Regions from separate parts of the Homo sapiens genome. Here regions 1, 2, 3 and 4 are each linked to region 5. Evidence: read pairs that join two places in POLR2A ChIA-PET (ENCODE). Cell type or tissue: MCF 10A. All regions are shown on one strand. Region 1 holds the start of LOC124900953 (a long non-coding RNA gene). Region 2 overlaps PDZD2 (PDZ domain containing 2). Region 3 overlaps PDZD2 (PDZ domain containing 2). Region 4 overlaps PDZD2 (PDZ domain containing 2). Region 5 holds the start of MIR4279 (microRNA 4279).

Evidence for each region. Peaks named below come from ENCODE experiments on the same cell type or tissue, not always from the same donor. Only the 100,000 strongest peaks of a DNase experiment are listed, where the experiment ranks them.
Region 1: POLR2A ChIA-PET joins it to region 5 with 29 read pairs; 3 of 35 experiments call an interaction of 5 or more read pairs at or near these places.
Region 2: POLR2A ChIA-PET joins it to region 5 with 53 read pairs; 3 of 35 experiments call an interaction of 5 or more read pairs at or near these places.
Region 3: POLR2A ChIA-PET joins it to region 5 with 17 read pairs; 3 of 35 experiments call an interaction of 5 or more read pairs at or near these places.
Region 4: POLR2A ChIA-PET joins it to region 5 with 12 read pairs; 5 of 35 experiments call an interaction of 5 or more read pairs at or near these places.

The regions. Positions count from the first base shown.
Region 1 is chr5:31,852,376-31,856,375 of GRCh38, reverse strand. The region is part of intron 2 of PDZD2 (PDZ domain containing 2); the gene reads right to left. It overlaps LOC124900953 (a long non-coding RNA gene), which reads right to left and starts at 1,520. Exons shown (of 2, transcript XR_007058717.1): 1 at 1,208-1,520; 2 at 1-218. RefSeq lists enhancers at 1,700-2,372, 2,373-3,046. In MCF 10A, a CTCF peak has its summit at 904 (motif pointing left); a DNase peak (open chromatin) is centred at 1,515.
Region 2 is chr5:32,026,594-32,030,593 of GRCh38, reverse strand. The region is part of intron 6 of PDZD2 (PDZ domain containing 2); the gene reads right to left. Among named protein-coding and RNA genes, the nearest start is that of MIR4279, 92 kb to the right of the region's middle. RefSeq lists an enhancer at 3,060-3,561. In MCF 10A, no CTCF peak of the experiment used is centred here; DNase peaks (open chromatin) are centred at 183, 1,113, 1,591 and 2,403.
Region 3 is chr5:32,057,792-32,061,791 of GRCh38, reverse strand. It overlaps PDZD2 (PDZ domain containing 2), which reads right to left. Exons shown (of 25, transcript NM_178140.4): 12 at 3,689-3,914; 13 at 2,436-2,553; 14 at 658-790. Among named protein-coding and RNA genes, the nearest start is that of GOLPH3, 110 kb to the left of the region's middle. In MCF 10A, no CTCF peak of the experiment used is centred here; a DNase peak (open chromatin) is centred at 1,811.
Region 4 is chr5:31,988,972-31,992,971 of GRCh38, reverse strand. The region is part of intron 3 of PDZD2 (PDZ domain containing 2); the gene reads right to left. Among named protein-coding and RNA genes, the nearest start is that of MIR4279, 55 kb to the right of the region's middle. In MCF 10A, no CTCF peak of the experiment used is centred here; a DNase peak (open chromatin) is centred at 1,941.
Region 5 is chr5:31,934,320-31,938,319 of GRCh38, reverse strand. The region is part of intron 2 of PDZD2 (PDZ domain containing 2); the gene reads right to left. MIR4279 (microRNA 4279) reads left to right here and starts at 2,161; the gene lies at 2,161-2,218. In MCF 10A, no CTCF peak of the experiment used is centred here; DNase peaks (open chromatin) are centred at 959 and 2,239.

The DNA of each region.
Region 1 (4,000 bases), 82 kb after region 5:
GACACAGGCCTCTTTCCCCAGAGGCCATCCTGTCTGTGAGTCCTGCAGCTGCACCCAGGGGCCTTGGGTTTGACTGAAGATCCTGGATTAACTGTGGGTGGGTCCCGTATCCTCTCAACTCCATTAACATCTCAGCAAAAGGAGCCACGGAGGCCTACAGGTTAGCATTCAATGGCCAGATTAGCAGCTGGGGACGAGATGAGGCCCTTGCAATTCACCTGCAAAGTTGAATTGAGAGTTACAAAACAGTGTAAGAGTGCAAACTCTGAAAATATTATTTTGTATGTATTTAAAGATATGTCTATATTATTTAGAGTTTATTATATCCCCTTATGATACCAAACTCAGCCTGGCCTATTTCTATGAAAAGCATTTGTTTACTGTTTACATTCACAGTCTTTTTCTCCCAGACATGGTTCCCAGGATGACAGCTGTAGTTACCGCCTTCTTTCCCTCCATCTCATGAGACAAGACTGACTTCATTTCACTTCTGGTGTTTATCAACTACCTAGTAGAGAGGAGCTACAGGACAGAAAATGCCATTCTCTTTCCAAACATCCTGCATCTTTAAATATCTTTGATTTGTGGATCCTATGATCAAAACATTTTGGGAATCAGTGGTGGGGCTGTTGTCCAAGCAGGCTGTTTAGTAATTTGGGGGCAAAGATCTGTCTCCAAATGCCATCACGACTTCTTGTGAAATCATCCACAGTTCCCGCGGGTAGAGAAAGCAGCTTTGCTCCGTCTCAGTCATTCTGCTGCTAGCGAGGGATGGGGGACAGTATGACAGATTTCCCGGGCTGCTGCCATGCCCCCCGCCCCTACCGGGGCTTCAACGGCACAGGCCCCAAGGTTCTGAAACCGCCGTGGCTCCGGAACCCCCTATTACCTGTCCCCTCTGGGCACCCCTTCCCTGCCCGTCACACACAGCCGGGGCGCCTCCTTCCGTCCAGCCATTGACAAACCAGCTCCAAGTCACTTACTCCTCCCGAGGAACACAAACCGTCTCTCAACACGCAAATCCCCCACTTTAAAAACAACACACCCCAGTGATCCGGGAGACGAGAAGGGCAGACGCTTAGGTGGCCGCTCCGCGCCTCCGAGGCTGTGGCTAAATCTCCACATTTGTGGATTCAGCCCCAGTCTGCACCCGACCTGGATCAGATCAGAAAACCTGAGGCTTTCGCCTGAGAAGCCGATTTCCTACCTCCAGTTCTGAAGTCACCTTCGGAGGGTTCCTCTCCGGAGCTCCTGGGAGTCTCCGCCGGCAGCAGCTGGGCGCCGGGTAATCCGCTCGCCAGGCCGGTCTCCGCGCCCCCGGGGCAGCTCATTAGCCTAATCACCTGCAGGCGGCCCGGGGGCCTGGGGCGGCTGCCAGCTGCCCTCCTGGAACGCGGCTCCTGCAGGACTTCCCGAAGGCTGCTCTCCGCCGGCTCCAGGTCTGTGGGAGGACCCCCCCCTCCTCCCTCCGCGCCGCGGTGGAGGAGGTTAGGAAAAGCCTGTAATGCAATCCTAAACTCGGCTCGCCACTCCCCTGCTCACTTGTCAAAACCCCACGGCATTCCAAGATCCCCTCCCCGGTCACTCCCCTCGCCGGGAAAAGGAAACCGCCCTGGGGAGGATTTCAGGGAGTTTGGGGCTTCTCATCCAGACACCTTTGTTTACACCGAGGGCTCAGGAGCTTCCTGGGGCAAACCTGGAGCAGGTTAGAGGAAAAAGCGCCCTACCCTAGACCCTCGTTTGCACCAAAAGTTCTCCCTCCGAGCCATTGCAAGAAGCTCCACCTTCCCACATCAATTCACTTCATGACCACTCCGTTTCATAATCCGCGGCAGCCTGAGTTCTTACAGGGGTGGAGCCCCCAGCTAAAATCACAACCATCGTATGGGGCAGGATGTCAGGGAACTTTCCAGAAATCCCCGGTCAGAGCCTTTCGGCTGGAGTAACCAAAGTTAACACCGCTGAATTACAATCGCCGGTGACTGCACGACTGAAGCATTTCCTTTATACCTTCTCCCGCTCCCCTACCCCTCCCACCTTCTGTGGGGTTCAGTCAACAAGCCCTCCCCCAGGAGGCCTGAGTGGGCCTGGGCCCTGCAGCCATCGCTCCAGCTGCAAACTGATGAGGAAGCCCGACCCACGAGGCCGAATTGTTTACATCACACCCACTGAGGCTTCCTGTCTTAAATTAATGGGAACACAAATAAGACAGGAAAAGAGTGTTTGCTTTTCTTAAAGCAGGGGAGGGGGGCTGGCAGCGGGAGGGGGAGTCACCCCACATTTCATTGCTTTTCAAAACTTCAGCTGTATTCTCTTCCATTTTTCCACTCCTGACACTTGTTGAAAAGTAAAAGCGTCACTGGTGCCAAACCTCAAGCCTTTATGGAACGTCTGCTCAAAACACATTTCACCTGGCTTCAAAAGGCACCCAGGGTGGAGCTCCCAGGGACCTGAGCTAGAGGAATGGAGAGCTCCTGAGGTTGATGGCACCAATCTCAGTGCAAACAAACTCACTCAAGCCCTGGGCCTCCCTCCCGGGACTTGCACAGGCAGGCACACACTCCACTCCTTGGGGTTCAGGTTAAGTCACACCCCAGTCCCACTCCACCCCTCTGGCTCTAAGCTCTGGTTGTGGGCATCCAGCAGCCCCTAAAAGTAAATGAGCTTTGCAACGGACAGATCTGGTGGAATTCGAAGCAATTAATTATAATGGAGGAGGCAAAAGAAAGCTTCAATTCCAGTACCATTACTGCCACCGGAATGGGTAATTAAAGCCCAGGAGGGGCCAACCCATGTCAAGCCTGGGCTGGAAATCTGCCCACTCTCAGAAGCAGCCCCAGAGCACATAGTAAATAATTATCATCATTACCAGTCCTGGAATTACCCCTAGTTGCTTCATTCAGGTGGGCACAACAGCCAACCCAGAAACAGGCAAGGAGTGTCAGGTCATGGTATTCCTCCTTCGGAAGAACCAAAAGGAAACAGAACCCCAGGATAAGATTTATTTCAAGAAGTTTTGGGTACTGCAACCAACAATACCTCATGGAGTTTAGGAGAACACTACATGTGCCCAGTGAGAACAAGCTTTGTAGACCAGTCCTCCAAACATCGCAATTCCTGGGTCAAAGCAAATTAGGCTGATGATTTCAGAAAAAACCAAGGGTATTAGAATTCTCTAACACAAAGTGTCTGGCTTACACATATTATAAGGGTCTCAGTGAATGCTGGCTCCACCCCCTTCCCTTTTCCCACTCTTCTGCCAGGAAGTGGTAGTCTTTCATTAGCATCCTATAAGTTTTATGGGAATTAAGTTCAAATTGAATAATTTTCTAATAATAATTTGAGAAGTGCTCCTTTGCTTCCTTTCTGAGTGTTTTTTCCACAACAGTTTCCCAATGTTTTAGCTTCTTTCTCCACTCCTTCAATCCAGGTACATAATTGATGATGTGTACATCAATGCTGTTTAAAGTAAATGTATGGGCCAGGCGCAGTGGCTCACGCCTGTAATCCCAACACTTTGGGAGGTCGAGGTGGGTGGATCACTTTTGGTCAGGAGTTCGAGACCAGCCTGACCAACATGGTGAAACCCCATCTCTGCTAAAAATACAAAAATTAGCTGAGTGTGGTGGTGGGCACCTGTAATCCCAGCTACTTGGGAGGCTGAGGCAGGAGAATTGCTTAAACCCGGAAGGCAGAGGTTGCAGTGAGCCGAGATCCCATCACTGCACTCCAGCCTGGGCTACAGAGTGAGACTCCAACTCAAAAACATAAAATAAATACATAATAAAGTCCAGGCACGTGGTGGCTCATGCCTGTAATCCTAGCACTTTGGGAGGCCAAGGTAGTTGGATCACTTGAGGTCAGAAGTTTGAGAGCAGCCTGGCCAACATGGTGAAACCCCATCTCTATTAAAAATACAAAAATCAGCCAGGCGTGATGGCACGCGCCTGTGGTCCCAGCTACTCTACTTGGGAGGCTGAGGAAAGAGAATAGCTTGAAC
Region 2 (4,000 bases), 92 kb before region 5:
ACAGTAGAAATACTTTTTAAAAAACACCCAAATTCAGCATGCAAACCTATAAAGAAGAAATGGAACTAATTTAAGCAGCAGGTAAAAAGGAAACTCAATTAAGTCTTTCCCAAAGGGGAAGGATATGAATCACTACAGACATATCCAATTACTGCCCCAAAATATGTAGGAGAAAGCAATGCCACGTGATCCCTGGGACACTCAAAACCTGAGAAAAAACTAATCCCAAGGAAGAGGCGGCAGAGGTATTAGCCCTTACTAGCTCATTAGGGGCACAAGCTCTAGAATCATCAACAGAAGGTCTGGATCATGAATCTGCGGAGGGTGTTTTTCCAGCTCAACAAATGTGGAAGGAGAGATGAAGCTTTCTTCAGTCTAAGCACTTCCATGCCAAGAGGCAGTGGAAATGGAAAATGTGGCCCAGGACTGACTGAACATTCCTGCTTTTAAGAAGGTAGAGCTCCATCAGAGGCACCATCTACACCCAATGCAGCACGCCATGAAGCCCTTTACTTTTATGTCAAAGTGAAAATGCCAGTCAAGAAGCTACTGAATACACACAGAAAGCACTTGAAGTAGGACCGGGTTGATTTCCCTCCAACTCCAGTTGGGAGGAAGATTCCTGCCAATTGGCTTTAAGTTCATGGTCGTGAACTCCAGACAACTGTCAGACTGACTGGCATCTTTAAGAGAAGCCAAGAATCTTTTCCTCATCAACCTGCCTTTTCTTGATATTACTGAGTCTCTCTGGTCTGCCCTATTGGGAGGTAATTCTCCCTGGGTCTCTTGCATTTCTGCATGGCGTGCAAACAGAGACAGAGGCTGTTGTTACATGGAATTATCTGTCTTTCCAGGGATGTTTGTAGAGTGAACAGCCTTGAAAGTTAGATAGTGTCTCAGGAGGAAGGGACAGGTTCCTTCCTCTGGTGCAAAGGTTGGTCAGGTCTGCTTCTAGCCCATCATAAAAGACTGAGGTTGCCTATGGTGAGGGATCCTCAGCTGTGATGCAAATCCACTGCATGTGCACACCCCCGAGCCTGTGTCACCGCCACAGGACTTGCAGGGGAAAGGGGAAATGATGTGAACATAAAGCCCTAAATAAACTGGGGTTAAATCCTAAAAACTGGGATTAGGGAAGCTAAAATCTAGTTGCTGTGCCATGAGTAATAAAAAGTCATTTGTCTCTGACTCAGGAATCTCAAGTCTCCTGCCAGCATCCATGAAACTATAGTGGAAAAGCTTTTTTTTTTTTTTTTTTTTTTTTACAGTTCTTGATACTACCTTTGGCAAATTTAAATAAGGTCCCAAGAACAAAATCTTGCCTAGGACAACTGTCTAGGGACTGGGGTTTGGGTCATCTTTCTAAATGTTAAGGGCGTGGGGACAATGTTTTGATACTATTGAGGGTCCACTTACTTTTTTTTATTTGCATATCACTAAAAAGTAAAGCACATGAGAGACTTGCTGTTGAATGAATTCAGTCTTCTTGGAGCTGGAAAAAACTGTATTTATTCCTGTGGAAAACAGCCCAGGCTGCAGATGCTGAAAAACACAATCTTTTTCCAGCATCCAGCACCAAGGATCTCCTTAACTAAGAATGAGCAAAATAATGGCTGGGCGCGGTGACTCACGCCTGCAATCCCAGCAATTTGGGAGGCCAAGGCAGGCGGATCACTTGAGGTCAGGAGTTCCAGACCAGCCTGGCCAACCTGGTGAAACCCCGTCTCTACTAAAAATACAAAAATTAGCTGGGTGTGGTGGCACATGTCTATAATCCCAGCTACTCGGGAGGCTAAGGCAGGAGAATTCCTTGAATCCGGGAGGCAGAGGTTGCAGTGAGCCAAGGTTGTGCCACTGCACTCCAGCCTGGGCAACAAGAGCGAGACTCTGTCTCAAAAAAAAAAAAAAACAAAAAAAACAAAAAAAAAAAATAGAAGGAGCAAAATAAGAAATAGGAGAGATCAAAGGAGGCCATTAAGGGCTTTGGTTTTTTTTAAACACAAAAAGTCAAGGAAATTTAAGTTGAGATGTTAATTACTTTAGATTTTAAGATCTTTGGATTATGACCTACAAGGGCATTTAATTTATTTGAACATTATTATGTTGACATTTTATATCATTGCAGAACCTCTGAAAAGTTGCACTAGACAATGTGGCTAGAAATAATTTTGGATGAGAAATACCACAGGGACTGAGTTTTAGTTTCTGGCAAATTTCGTCTTCTAGGGGTGGGGGGCAAACCATCATTGCCCATGAGACAGGCCTCTTAGGTCCAAGCTAAATATCCTTAGAAATATCCTGTAACTGTTTCAAAGCATTTGTGAGCTCTCCTGGAACACACTGTGACTAATAGCATGTCGCAATCCTGAGTATCCGCTGTCTTTCTCAGCCAGCTCTTGCAGCCTTACGAACAAACCATGCAAAGCGTGGCTTTTATCTCCAGCTGTTTCCTTTGTGCAAGCTTGCCTAGTCCCAAAGAAAACTTCAGGACTGGTTGCACCCAGTTCTCACCATGTTTTTATGGTTCCCAAGACTTGAAAAAAAAAGAAAAAATCTGCAGATGTGACAGAAGACATCTAAGCTCCAAATCCCCAGGAAGCTCTGTTGGCTCATTCCCCGGTCAGTGTCCATAGGACAGTGGAACGCAGCGATTTCCCTTTCAGGCTTCAGTCACACTAAGATTATTTTTAGGTTGCCAAAGGAAGCTCATTTTCCAAGTCTCTGGGGCAGATGTTTGAGTGACCGAAGGAGAACCAGATGGTCATCAGAGAGGCCTGGGCTGGGAATGAATAACCATTCAGAAAATGGGAATCAGGACAACAATAAATCAGCACAAAGTAGCAAGAAGCCTGCAAGTTACGTGTAGAAATTAAAACAGGAATCTACTGCTACACTCGACCCGCTGCTTTCCAATCAAGAGAGTAACTCAGAACTAAAGAGGAAAACAGCAACACCACAAAGTCAAACTCGTCAACCCTGGGCGTGCTCTGGTACACGCCGGGCATGTGTGCATAGATCAGAGGTTGTCAGATGCAGCTGGGAGTGGGGGGAGCCGCAACTGATGCCCACTGCGACGCTCAGGCTGTGGCTCCGCAAATGAATTAATACTGCCCTTGTTCTAGCTAAGCCCATTTCCAGCTTCCTCCCATTCATCACCCCCAAACAATTTGAATGGGCTTAACACACATTGAGAGTGATTATTTTTATGCGTTGAAATTTAAAGAGATCTCTTGGTTCCTTAGAAAGTTGAGGTAATCACCTTTAAGGGCACAGGAATGTAATCAGTCATTAGCTTGTAACTGACCCTCTTGCAGTGGGTTTGTATGTGTCATGTTCCCAAGAGAGGCTAGTGTCCTCTAGTAACTCTCAGCTCTTTGAAAATAACAGGGGGGCCAGGCATGGTGGCTCACGCCTGTAATTCCAGCACTTTGGGAGGCCGAGGCGGGTGGAGCACCTGAGGTCAGGAGTTCAAGACCAGCCTGGCCAACATGGTGAAACCCCGTCTCTACTAAAAGTACAAAAAATCAGCCGGGCGTGGTGGCACACACCTGTAATCCCAGTTACTCAGGAGGCTGAGGCAGGAGAATTGCTTGAGCCCGGGAGGCAGAGACTGCAGTGAGCCGAGATCGTGCCACTGCACTCCAGCCTGGGCGACAGAGCGAGACTCTGTCTCAAAACAAAAACAAAAAACAAAAACAACAAAAAAAGGAAACAACAGGGGATGTGGAGGTCAAGGAGGAGAATGCATGTGTTCAACCTTAGTACAGATTTCAAATTGAGGTAAGGTAATAACAGGCATCCTCTGGGAAGTGGAACTCTCTCACTCTTGCCATGGTCCCATGACCTAGTGGGTGAGAAAACTATGGGGTCTGGAGCTATTCTTTGGATTTGGGGGCTGGCTACTCAAGGTAGACCCTTGGGTCATTTCTCAGCAGTGTTGGCTACCAGGTTCATTGCATTGGATGTATTTCTGGAAGTAGGACTATGATATGCTTTAAAC
Region 3 (4,000 bases), 120 kb before region 5:
CTTGACACTTTCTCATTTCTTTTTATTTCTTATTTAAAAAAAATAAAGATGAAGTCTCACTATGTTGCCCAGGCTGGTTTCAAACTTCTGAGCTCAAGTGATCCTCCTGCTTCGGCCTCCCAAAGTGCTAGGATTACCAGTGTGAGTCATCAAGCCTGGCCCTCATTTCTTAATTGAACAAAGTTTAAAATTCACTGAAACTGTTTTAAAAATAAATTAATCATTCAACATTAAACTTAAAGATGAGAGAATTCCCAACATATGGCCCAACAAAAGATGTGGTAAGAAAAGCCTTCTTATCTTGAAACTGACAGGGTCATAGAGATCGTCCAGTCCAAGGCTTGCAGATTCTGTTGTTGCAAAAACCCAAAGAGGTTAAGTATCTCACCAGAGCTCAAAAAGCCAGTACTCAGAACACAGCATTCTTACCTCCCACCAGACAAGTTTCAAATTTACCAGATAACATTGTCAAAATGTTCTAGTAAGATTTTCTAAGACTGTGAAGACAAAGTCCAGATTAGAGATTCATTTCCCACATGAACCACCCGTAGGTTGCCTGCCTATCCCCAGCTGGGAAAACCATCTCACCAAAGAGTATACGATATCCTAGGAAGGTGTATCATCTTCCCACGTTCAGAAGAGGGTGGACCACCTCACCTTTGGATTAGGGTGCCGGCCGATGACAAGGCGAACGGGTCCTGGAGGGCATTTACTCAAGATGGCGTGGACTTTGCTTAAAGCAGCATGGCGGACGTTGACGGAGTTCACTTCCAGGATTTGATCCCCGCGGCTAGGGAGGGCAACAGAATCCACACTCTGTGTTAGCAGCCAGCTTCTTAAAGCTAAAATAGCCTTCTTGCTAGGAGAGGTTTATAATATGAAATCTTTTCTGAATACTTTAAAGAAGCTCATATCTTTTCCCGTTGGCATACATGTAAAAATGCAACACATTCATAAAAACACATTCGATTTTAAGTGGGCAAAGGTCATTATGCATATTTACTGGCATTTTCAGAAACAGCAAAGTCAAATAAAATTGATAATAAGGACAATGATGAAACCTACCATATTTTGAGCATATACTATATGCCAGGCACTGTACAAAGCATGCTGTATAACAAAGCTTTGAGTAAGTAAAATTATTCCCATTGTGCAGATAGGAACACAGGCTCAGAGGGGTCACCCAGATGTCACACACTGTTGAACTAACTCGGGTCCGTCTGACTGTCAACCATCACATGACAGAACCCCTCGACCACCAGCAGTTCTCTCTTCCTACCATCTTGAAATGATTATTATAATATAACTTAAGGAGGAAATAGCTGAGGCTCAAAGGTTACCCAACAATTTGTAAAAACGTTTCAAATTTGAACAAATGAGAAATTGGGGACAAGTTGCCCATTTTGACTGGAAATTACAGGGAGAGAAGTCAGTAGGAGAGAACAAAGACTCTTTATATGGGATTTGAAGAATGTTCATTTGGCAGGCTCCAGACATATGGAATCATTCAAGAAAGAAACATCATCTTGGGATGTCATTAAAGGATTTTTTTCCTTGGGTTCTAAAAGTATATTTTCTTTAATGTACTTTGGATGATTTGCTAAATTTTTTTTCATATGGAAATTTACTCTAATGATTAACTAAAAACATAATATAAGCTATTAACAGGGCCCCAAAATGGCAACCTCAATGAATGCCATTTTGACAATCCCTTAACCACTAAAGGACTTGGAAGTTTACAGGGCAGAAAGATGAAACTGTTAGCACAGGGTGCTTTGTGCAATACACGTACATTCTTGTGACGTTTAGGTGGGCACTGACTCACTGCAATTTCTATATAATAGAACACCTAGATATTTCTTGTGTAAACAGAACGCCCATGTTACAACTCAACTATCTGGATTAAGAAATCAGACACTCAGTGACTTCAGTAAGTAGACACCTAGACATGGCCATTCAACAAGGAATGAAAATGACAGGAAAAGTTTGAGAGAATACTTAATAAGAAATGCCTCCTATTCAAGGGCACAATTTCAGGACTGTTTGGCATCAAGTGATTCTGAACCATTTCAGCAGTTCCAGTATTTCATATGAATTTTATATATGTGAATATAAAATGAAAGAAAATATTGAGCTAATCATAGATATCTGTATAGAGTTGTATCTTGTCAAGTTTCTGAAACTGGACTTCTGAGACCAAATAGAACAAAATAAGCAGGGAAGCCAAGATCTAGAGTTCTCAAATTCAACCAAATTTCATTTATATTAACATTTACATTTTTGGAGATGCTATTAATTGTAGTCTTGGCTACGTTCTTGGAAAGAATTCAAAGCTTCAACATCCCTCAAAGGGAAGTAATAGAACAAATATCACACGTGTATATTTCATATTTATGAACACTCCAGAACCTTACACTATCAGGCAAACAACAAACCTCAGGTTGCTCTCCATCTTGGCCACTGATCCTGGAGCAAGGCTGTGAATGTAGATGCCAGGAGGACTGTTTTCCAGAGCCAAGCAGCAGGCACCAATGCCTAATCCAACTCTTGGCTCTGTGAGAGGCACCATTCAAAGAAAATAAAAACAAAAATTACACAATCACTAGAAAAAATGTGTAACTGATTTGAAACAGAATTAATATCTATTCAGACCAATAACCATTTATTTCTGGTCCAGACTCAGAATGTAAATCCAGCTTTTCCTTGTCAACACTTGCCACTGCTGTTAATAGAATGAGCCCATGGCTAACCTGGGAGCTAGTTACGGACTGAATTATCCGACGGTCAACTCTCTGCTTAGTCTAACTAACCTCCTCACATCTGTTTTTAGAAATAGGCAGGCTATAAGTAACGTTTTTATTCTAGGTACACAAACTCAAGCTTTCTTTTGCTTTTCTTTTTAACACATAATCTCTTGGTTGTTTAATCTTCCATCATGTTTCTAGAGTAGGTGGGGAGGAAAAAGAAACAGGGATGAAAAGCAGTAAGATTTGGTGATCACGCATGAATTCTAGTTACTAGTGTTAACTGTACACTTAACTATAATCTTTTGTTCTTTAAAATTTTATATTAGCCCCAGACTTAAGCTCACCGGTGAATTTTTTTTTTTTTTTTTTTGAGACGGAGTTTTGCTCTTGTTGCCCAGGCTAGAGTGCAGTGGCACGATCTCGGCTCACTGCAACCTCTGCCTCCCGGGTTCGAGCGATTGTCTTGCCTCAGCCTCCCGAGTAGCTGGGATTACAGGCGCTTGCCACCACGCCCAGCTAATTTTTTTTTTTTATTTTTAGTAGAAACGGGGTTTCGCCATGTTGGGGAGGCTGGTCTCAAACTCCTGACCTCAGGTGATCTACCTGCCTCGGCTTCCCAAAGTGCTAGGATTACAGACATGAGCCACTGTGCCTGGCCAGTGATTTTTTTTTTTTTTTTTTTAAACACAAGCCTCTGACCCACAGTGATTCATGGGGAGAGCTTAGAGAGCTCCATGCTACTGGTAACTTCCCTTCACTTTGACTAAAGTGACTAACATCTCTCTACCTGACCTCACTGTCCCATGCAGAGACCACGTGTTGTTGATAGAAGATTGTACCAAAGGAATAATTCATAGAACAACAAGGAAGAATTAAGCTAACAACAGATTCCAAAATGTTATTCAAGAAATGAGACAAAGGTAAGGAATAGCTGCTATCACCTTTGTTGAGTGTTACTTCCATGACGATCCTGTCCTTGGGCCCAGGGGTCTTCCGACCCAGGGATGAAGAACTGCCTTCATCGGAACCTCCCGCTGAGGCTCCCCCACTGGTATTGAAGTTCGGGGAGGCGGATCTGCTCATGTGTGTGGGTGTCGAGCAGGGTGTGAGGCTGGGGCTCACCAACTTTGTGCGTACCGTTAAAACAAATAATCCACTCCGGATTTGCTGAGAAAACAGTGAGGAAAGGTGGGCTGAAACATTTGGAATGTCCTTATATCAAAGGGTTAAAAAAAAAAAACAACTCACCAAAC
Region 4 (4,000 bases), 55 kb before region 5:
TGGATGTTGTCCTGGCTTTCTGGGCCTCCCACGCCAGCATAGGGAGCAGCCCTGTGGCGGCCTCACGGCACACGCGAGAGTAGGATGGTGGCTTTTTTTTTTTTTTTCCATGGAAGAGGCACACTTGAGAGAAGGATGCTGGCTGTTTTTTTCCGTGGAAGATATGCTCTGGCTGCTGGGGTCTAGAAGATGAGTGTTTCTTCCTCCCCCAGGACAGAAAAGCTGTGAACCTCTTTCCCAAGAGCAACAAGGACCATTCTTAGAGTCCAGAAATAAGAAAATCTATTTGGGTTTTAGCGCAAATTAGTAAAAACCTATCCATCCCCCTTACTAGTTTACACCACCATTCTTTTCTCCTTTTCCCCTCCTCTTTGTTAAACAAAACATGTAAGTATGGTTAACAAAGGATGTGACAATACTAGGTACATTCCTTTCTAATTTTTAAATACTTTTAGAAGTAGGACATGTGACAAGAAACATGCAAAACGATGTTCATGGGAATACAATATCAGCTCAAATGTATATATATATATACTGACAGAAGAGTTCAAGACACTTTCCATCAAGAGCACCCACATTTCCACTCCACTTGCCTGCCCCCAGCCCCAAACCACAAAACTCGTTAAAAATAAAGTCATGCAAAACACTTAACAAATAAAACTGGCTTCAGAGGGCAGAAATCACTAATCTGTAATACAGCCCCCAACTACACTACTCAAGAAACAGACCTTCTTTTTCACTTTTATCCGATAACATAATTTTTTTTTAATTGAAAGTAGGAGATAGGAGGGGAGTGTCCAAAGAAATTAATGCAAGTTTCCTCACCTTGGAATTTCTGATCATCTAATGAAGGGAGTTCAGAGGACTACAAAGGAAGACACAAGCAACAAGAAGTAAATGTTAGCAGTTTTTTTTGTTGTTGTTTTGTTTTTTTCTTTCGAGACAGGGTCTCACTCTGTCACCTAGGCTGAAGTGCAATGGCACAATCTTGGCTCACTGCAACCTCTGCCTCCTGGGTTCAAGTGATTCTCCTGCCTCAGCCTCCCGAGTAGCTGGGATTACAGGTGCACACCACCACATCCACTCAGCTAATTTTTGTATTATTAGCAGAGACAAGGTTTCACCATATTGGCCAGGCTGGTCTTGAACTCCTGACCACTGGTGATCTGCCCACCTCGGCCTCCCAAAGTGCTGAGATTACAGGCGTGAGCCACCGTGCCGGGCCCACAATTGTCAGTTTTAAAGGTATTTGCCTACAGCAACGTTCAGTAAAAAATAAATCAGTGTCTGATATTTACTAGGCTAAAACTTGTACTGGCCAAAATCTAACAGGCCAACTTAAATATAACGATATTAAGGATATTTCCAACTGCCTCCTTAACAATTCCACTTGGGTATCTGATATACACCTTAGTACAATCAAAACTGGACTTTTTTCCTCTCTTACTCCTGGCTTTCCCATCTCAATGCAAACAGCATTATCCTCTACTCAGGCTAAAGATGATCCACAAGCCAAAAGTCCGTGAAGTATCTTTGATTCCTTCTGTTTAATCTCCCACATCTGAACCACGAGCACCATCTGTAGAGTCTACTTCCGAAATAGATGCCAGATCCACCGACTTTGGCCTTCTCCTCTCCCTAACCTCCCCCGTCAAAGTGACCAGCATCTTTAGCTTGGGTGACCACAATAGCCTCCAGTTTGGTCTCCCTTTTAAATTTCACCTCCTACAATCCATTATCCTCCATCAAACATCCAAGGGGAAGGTTTAAAAAACATAGGCTGTGATGCACTCAGCATAAGCCCTCCAACAACTTCCCACAGGACCGAGAATAAGGTTCAAACTCCAAGGTGGCATATGCGAACCTCTGTAACCAGCCCTGCCCACACCTCCTGAATCATCTCCTGGTGCCCAGTGTCTTTCTCATGGAACACTCTGTCATTCCTGCCTGAGGGCAGATGCTTTGCTGGTTCTTCCCTGGGAACATTCTGCCCCGGATTATGCAGGGCTGCCCTTTTCTGACACTCAATCCTCAGCTCAAACATCGCCTCTTTACTGAGATCTTCCTGCTCTGACACCCAACATCAACCAGCCCCCTGCCCATGACACTGCCCGGCCAGCTTTCACTTCACCCTGTTTTATTTCATTGACTCATCAGCTTCTGACACTGTGATTTGTGGATTTGCTTATTTATTGTTTGTGGTATGCTATAAATGCTGTGAGATAAGAACCTTGTCTGTCTTGTTTACCAACTAGTTCTCTAGCAATTAGAACAGTGTCTACCACATTATAATATCCCATAAATAGCACTGAATGAACAAATATAGAATGTTTATCCGCTAATCTTACAGTTCCATGATGGTCCTTGCGACTGAGGTTAAGAAGCTCACACAGATGGGAGATCTGTCTGTTTGCCAGTGTTCATTGTGTGAACCCTGGTCCAGTTGGAGAGACCGAGTTCTGCAACAGACCCTGTCTAGACAGATGGTTTGGGCATTTGTTTTCTTTTACATTAGCTTAAAGGGCAACAAGACTTTGTCAGCCTATTGAGAAAAAGCCAAACCCTGAAAAACTGGATGCTATGGACTTCTGCACTAATGTTGTTGGAGTGTTACCCTTTCCTGTAAACTGCCAATTACTGCGTGAGTTCACACATGTATCCCTTCACTGAAGCCAACGAAGGGATTTATTTACCAAAACAGGAGCGGTACATTAAAGGGAGCTGTCTCACAGCATTTAAATGACCTCATTACTGCTGGAACCAAAAATAAAACTTTATAACAGCAACTTTGCCCCATATGTGAGAAGACACAATCCAACCAGAATCTTGCTGCCGTAAATACTCCGGCGCTAGTTGCAAACCTTTTCTGAAACCGTTTGCTTACCCCTTCTTATTCAGAATGATCAGTAAGAAATGGGTGAGCATAATGTCAGAGCTGGAAGTCCCTTAGTCATCAGACCAAAATGCTCAGTTTATAGGTGAGAAAACAGAAGGCCAGAGAAAGGCCGCAGCAACCTGAAGGCCACAGTGCTGGGGATGGCAGAACTGAGGCAGGAACTTCAGGGTCCCATCTCCCAGGACTAGTATTCTTGGGGCCTTGATTAATAAATACCTACAAGGCACTGAGCTAAGACGGGAAACAAAGACAAAGAAGGCCCCGCCCTGCACTATTCACAATAGCAAAGATACAGAATCAACCTAAGTGTCTATCAATGGCTGACTGGATAAAGAAAATGTGGTATACACCAGGCCAGGTGTGGTGGCTCATGCCTGTAATCCCGGCACTTTGGGAGGCCGAGGCAGGCAGATCACTAGAGGTCAGGAGCTCGAGGCCAGCCTGGCCAACATGGTAAAACCCCCTCTCTACTAAAAATACAAAAAATTAGCTGGACATGGTGGCGTGTGCCTATAGTCCCAGCTATTTGGGAGGCTGAGGCAGGAGAATTGCTTGAACCCAGGAGGCAGAGGCTGCAGCGAGCCAAGATCGCGCCACTGCACTCCAGCCTGGGTGACGGAGTGAGACTTCGTCTCAAAAAAAAAAAAAAAAAAAGAAAAGAAAATGTGGTATATACCACAGAATACTCCTCAGCCATAAAACAGAATTAAATCATGTCTTTTGCAGCAACATGGATGGAACCAAAGGCCATTACCTTCAGTGAAATAACTCAGGACACAAAGTCAAATACTCCATGTTCTCACTCATAAGTGGGAGGTGAACAATGGCTGTCCGTGCAGAGTGGAATAACAGACACTGGAGACTGGAAAACGGGGAAGCAGGGTGAGAGCTAAAAAATTATCTATCAAGAAAAATGTTCACTATTCAGGTGATGGGCACGTTAAAGCCTGAACTTCATCACTACGTAATATATGTGTTGAAGAAATCTGCACCTCCATCCCCCAAATATATAAAACATTTTTAAAAAATCAAAGGCTTTGCTCTTAAAGTCTACTGGGGACACGATGAGCCAAATGGTAATTGGAATACGTCGGGCTCGGGCAT
Region 5 (4,000 bases):
TTCCCAAACAAGAGCCCATTCAAATTGCTGAGGGCTTAACTTGCTGCATCAACCCACTGATCACATTATTCACCAATGATATTAAAAAATCAACAGGTCAAGGTGGAGTGCTGGGAGCAGTGGCTCACACCTGTAATCCTAGCACTTTGGGAGGCCGAGGTGGGCAGATCACTTGAGGTCAAAAGTTTGACACCAATCTGGCCAACAGAGTGAAACTCTGTCTCTAAATGGGGGCGGAAATCAACAGACCAACCAGCAAACCAGCAAATGTTTTTTTCTAAAGATCGGATAGGCTTTGTGGGTCACTATCTCTGTCCTATATTCTTCTTTGTTTCTTCAACTCTTCAAAACATAAAACACATTCTTAGCTCCCAGGCCATACAAAAACAGGCTAGGGCAGTCTGGATTTGCCTAAGGGCCATAGCTTGCTGAACACCGCTTCCAGCAGGAACCCTGGGAAGGAACCTGTCCCCAACACAGCTTCTAAGTCACTGCAGATAGCACCTGGGACAGATCAGTCTGAAGGATGGGAGACAAAGGGGACACACACAACAGGTGAACAGTAGGCAAGAAAGGACAAGAGTTGGGGTGGCGACGGTAGGAACATGGGGTGAAAAAGTTTTCTAAAAGACCACAGGAGGTGCCGTTCCTCCTCCCATAGAAGGCTAGCTGTGTAATGCTGAGAAATCACACGGAAAGAGAGACTAGCAATGATGTGTGGGCTTGCTTGACTAAACACAGCCATCCCCCAGCCCTCCAGGACTAAAATGCAAAGCCACAAAACGTGGCCACCACGGCATGAGGATGACCACAGCATGAGGATGCCAGCCAGGCAGTAAGCAGTAACCCAAGCAGCTCCCAATTTTGCCTTTTCAGACACACCCCTGTGGCTACGGGGCATTCTCCAAACCTCAACGCAAACAGTTCCAGGATTCAGGCTGGGCTATTCTACCGAAACAAAATTCTCCACCTACCTCTGACGTTCTTCTCAGGCTGACCACACGCACCATTTCTATCCAACCTCCTCCATGTTAGCCCAATCCCCCAACACCCTGGCCACTTCATTAGTGAGGGAAAACATGTCAGATCATCCCAGTGCCCAGGAGAAGCAAGGCCTAGAAATGATTCAGAACCTGGGGCTGGAGATGATCTTTATTCTGTTCTACTTCTCTTATCACAAGCCCCAAACCTTGACAACGGAAGGAACACCCTGAGACTCGGCTACAATCATGGGAATCAAAAATCAGTTTTAAAATTATCCTTGCATGTGGCTGCCACCCATGGTCCTCCCCATTTATTTTCTACTTCTGAGTGTGAAACGTCACTGTGACAGTTTCCAACCCTCTGCACTCCCCCCACTCCATGACAAATATTCAGGATTCACACTTCACTTTCACACTGCTTTCCAATCCCTTGACTTAGAAGCCGAGCAGAGGCAGCCTGCCTTAATGGAGAAAACATTAGTGCATTCGGGCTTCACTCTGGATCCCAGTCAATTTCTGGATATTTCACAGCTGTTATACATCCACCTCCTTTCTTACAAAAGCCAGCAAAAATTAGTGAGCACCTCGTTGGCTCTGAAATATGAAAATGGAGCCACAGTCAAGCCTGAAAATCGGTTTCTGGTTGACTCCCTTCAAAGTATTTGTTCTAAAACACAGTGTCTGCAGTTCATTTATCATCTGCCAATTTTTAAATGAGTTTAAATTAAAAAAGCTTCAATGCTGCATGCTTTTTTTCTTTTTTTTTTTTTAAAGCAACTCTCAGAATAAAACTGTCATTTGGTCATCACACTAGTAACTGAGAGAACTCTTGCTTGGGCAGATATCAGCACAATTCAAGCTGAGTCTTTTATGTTATTATTACCTGCTCATCTCTCATATAATTAAAAAATAATAAACCCTTGGAAGACCTGTAAGTTGTGTTCAGAGAGAAAATGTGATTCTCTTCACCACTCAGGTCTCCCGTCCTACCTGCTTTATGAGCTGGTCAGGTGAGCGTGCTCTGCTGTGCTTCAGCAGCCTCTGGAATGGGACAGACTCCAAAGTTGGTTGTGCTTCACTTCCCTTCTCCATTCAGGTCTTTAAAGTCCTGGGTTATTAACTATCAACAAAAATACAAGCTGCGCCATGCGTGCTCCAACTTCCTGCCAGCTCCCCATGCTCTGTGGAGCTGAGGAGCAGATTCTCTCTCTCTCCTCCCGGCTTCACCTCCTGAGCTCCAGAGCCCCACCCACCCACAGCACTCAGATCATTTTTCATTTATGAATGCATCCAGCCACGCTGTGTTTGTAAGAGAAGGAGCCAATCCTTGCCCTGCCAGTGTATTGGAACCAGGCTGCTATAAACGGTTCTAATTTTCCAGGAGTATGGGGGGAAATCATATCCCAGCAGACATCATGCATGGCTTCCTCCTGCAGGTATCTGCAGATCAGCTCTTCCATCACCAAAGGACGCACACTTGGCCACGGACCACAGCTGCTTCATTCTACAGACTGCCAGGGAGGAGGACTGAAGATTTCAGGCAGGAGAAAACCAAAATACTATCAAAATGTGTACTTCACATAACTAAAAATGTGAAGCTAGGATGATCAGTGAAGAAACTTTCCACTCAGTGACCTGATATTTCACAATACATTTAATCTGTCTTGCACTTATTAAAGGGCCAGATTTTTTTTTAAATTGCATCCAAATGCAAACAAAAATCAAGGGGTTAAATTATTTTATAAAGAAGTCTGTTGGGAAATAAAAGCCATTTGTCTTGATGACACCAAATTTACAACTTTTCTACTCCGACTAAGCTTCCAACTTCCATTGTAGACAAGTACTAGCAAAACCAGAAATTATCAGTCAGCCCTTGAGTTGCTGAAAAAATCCTCAACTTTTAAACACAATATGATTTTTCTAAGGTTTTATCAGGAAATAGAATGTTAAAAAATAGGCTTCCCTAAACCAACACACATATATAGTAGTTTCTATTATGGGTAAAATTTGCCTTGTTTTACAGCTGAAGCCAAAGGGGTCTTTCATGATCCAACAGCCAGAGACAAAGATTCCAAAAACCTTTGGTGCAGGTATAAAAATGTACATGTGCAACTTAAATGGGAATGACATTTTATTATTCCAATACTCACAAGGTCCTTTGTTAGCTATACTTGTAAGGAACAAAATAGGAGCAAACATCCTCTGTTTACTTCTTGCAGCCATTCTATTTTCTTTCTTTTTTTTTTTTTGAGACAGGGTCTGGCTCTGTTGCCCAGGTGGGAGTGCAGTGGAGTAATCTCGGCCCACTGCAACCTCCATCTTCCGGGTTCAAGAGATTCTCCTGCCTCAACCTCCTGGAGTAGCTGGGATTACAGGCGCCCGCCACCATGCCCAGATATTTTTTGTATTTTTAGTAGAGATGGGGTTTCACCATGTTGGTCAAGCTGGTCTCAAACTCCTGGTCTCAAGTGATCTGCCCATCTCGGCCTCCCAAAGTTCTGGGATTACAGGTGTGAGCCACCACTGCTGGCCAGATTTTTGGTGTTTTTTAGTATATTCATTTATTTTAGAGTTTTATCCAGTATAAATTTTTCCCCTAGGAGCCTTGTATTGACATAACCTAGTTCCAGTCACAGTGAGACATTTTTGAAATTGCTTCTAAATTTTCCATGTATTAAAAAACTGGTGGTCTAGTATCCGGACTTAAGTCTTTTTTTTTTTTTTTTTTTAATTAGATGGTTCAAATGTCTCCTAAACAGAAAATGCTATACATTTTCTCATGTGCTCCAAATGGATTCTAGCCATCCCAATACCCTAACACATTCTTGAAAACAAAAACAGGATCCGCCTTTTACTGATGAGATAAAGAAGACAGAAAGTCACTAGTATATATGATGTTTCCCTGGTGCGGCAGAGAAAGAACTAATGGGAGGATTAGTTCCTAGTCTCCAAACACCAGCAGGGAGCCCCAGGCAAGTCCACATTTTTTGTGTGCATTCAAGAGGCCTGAAAGTTGA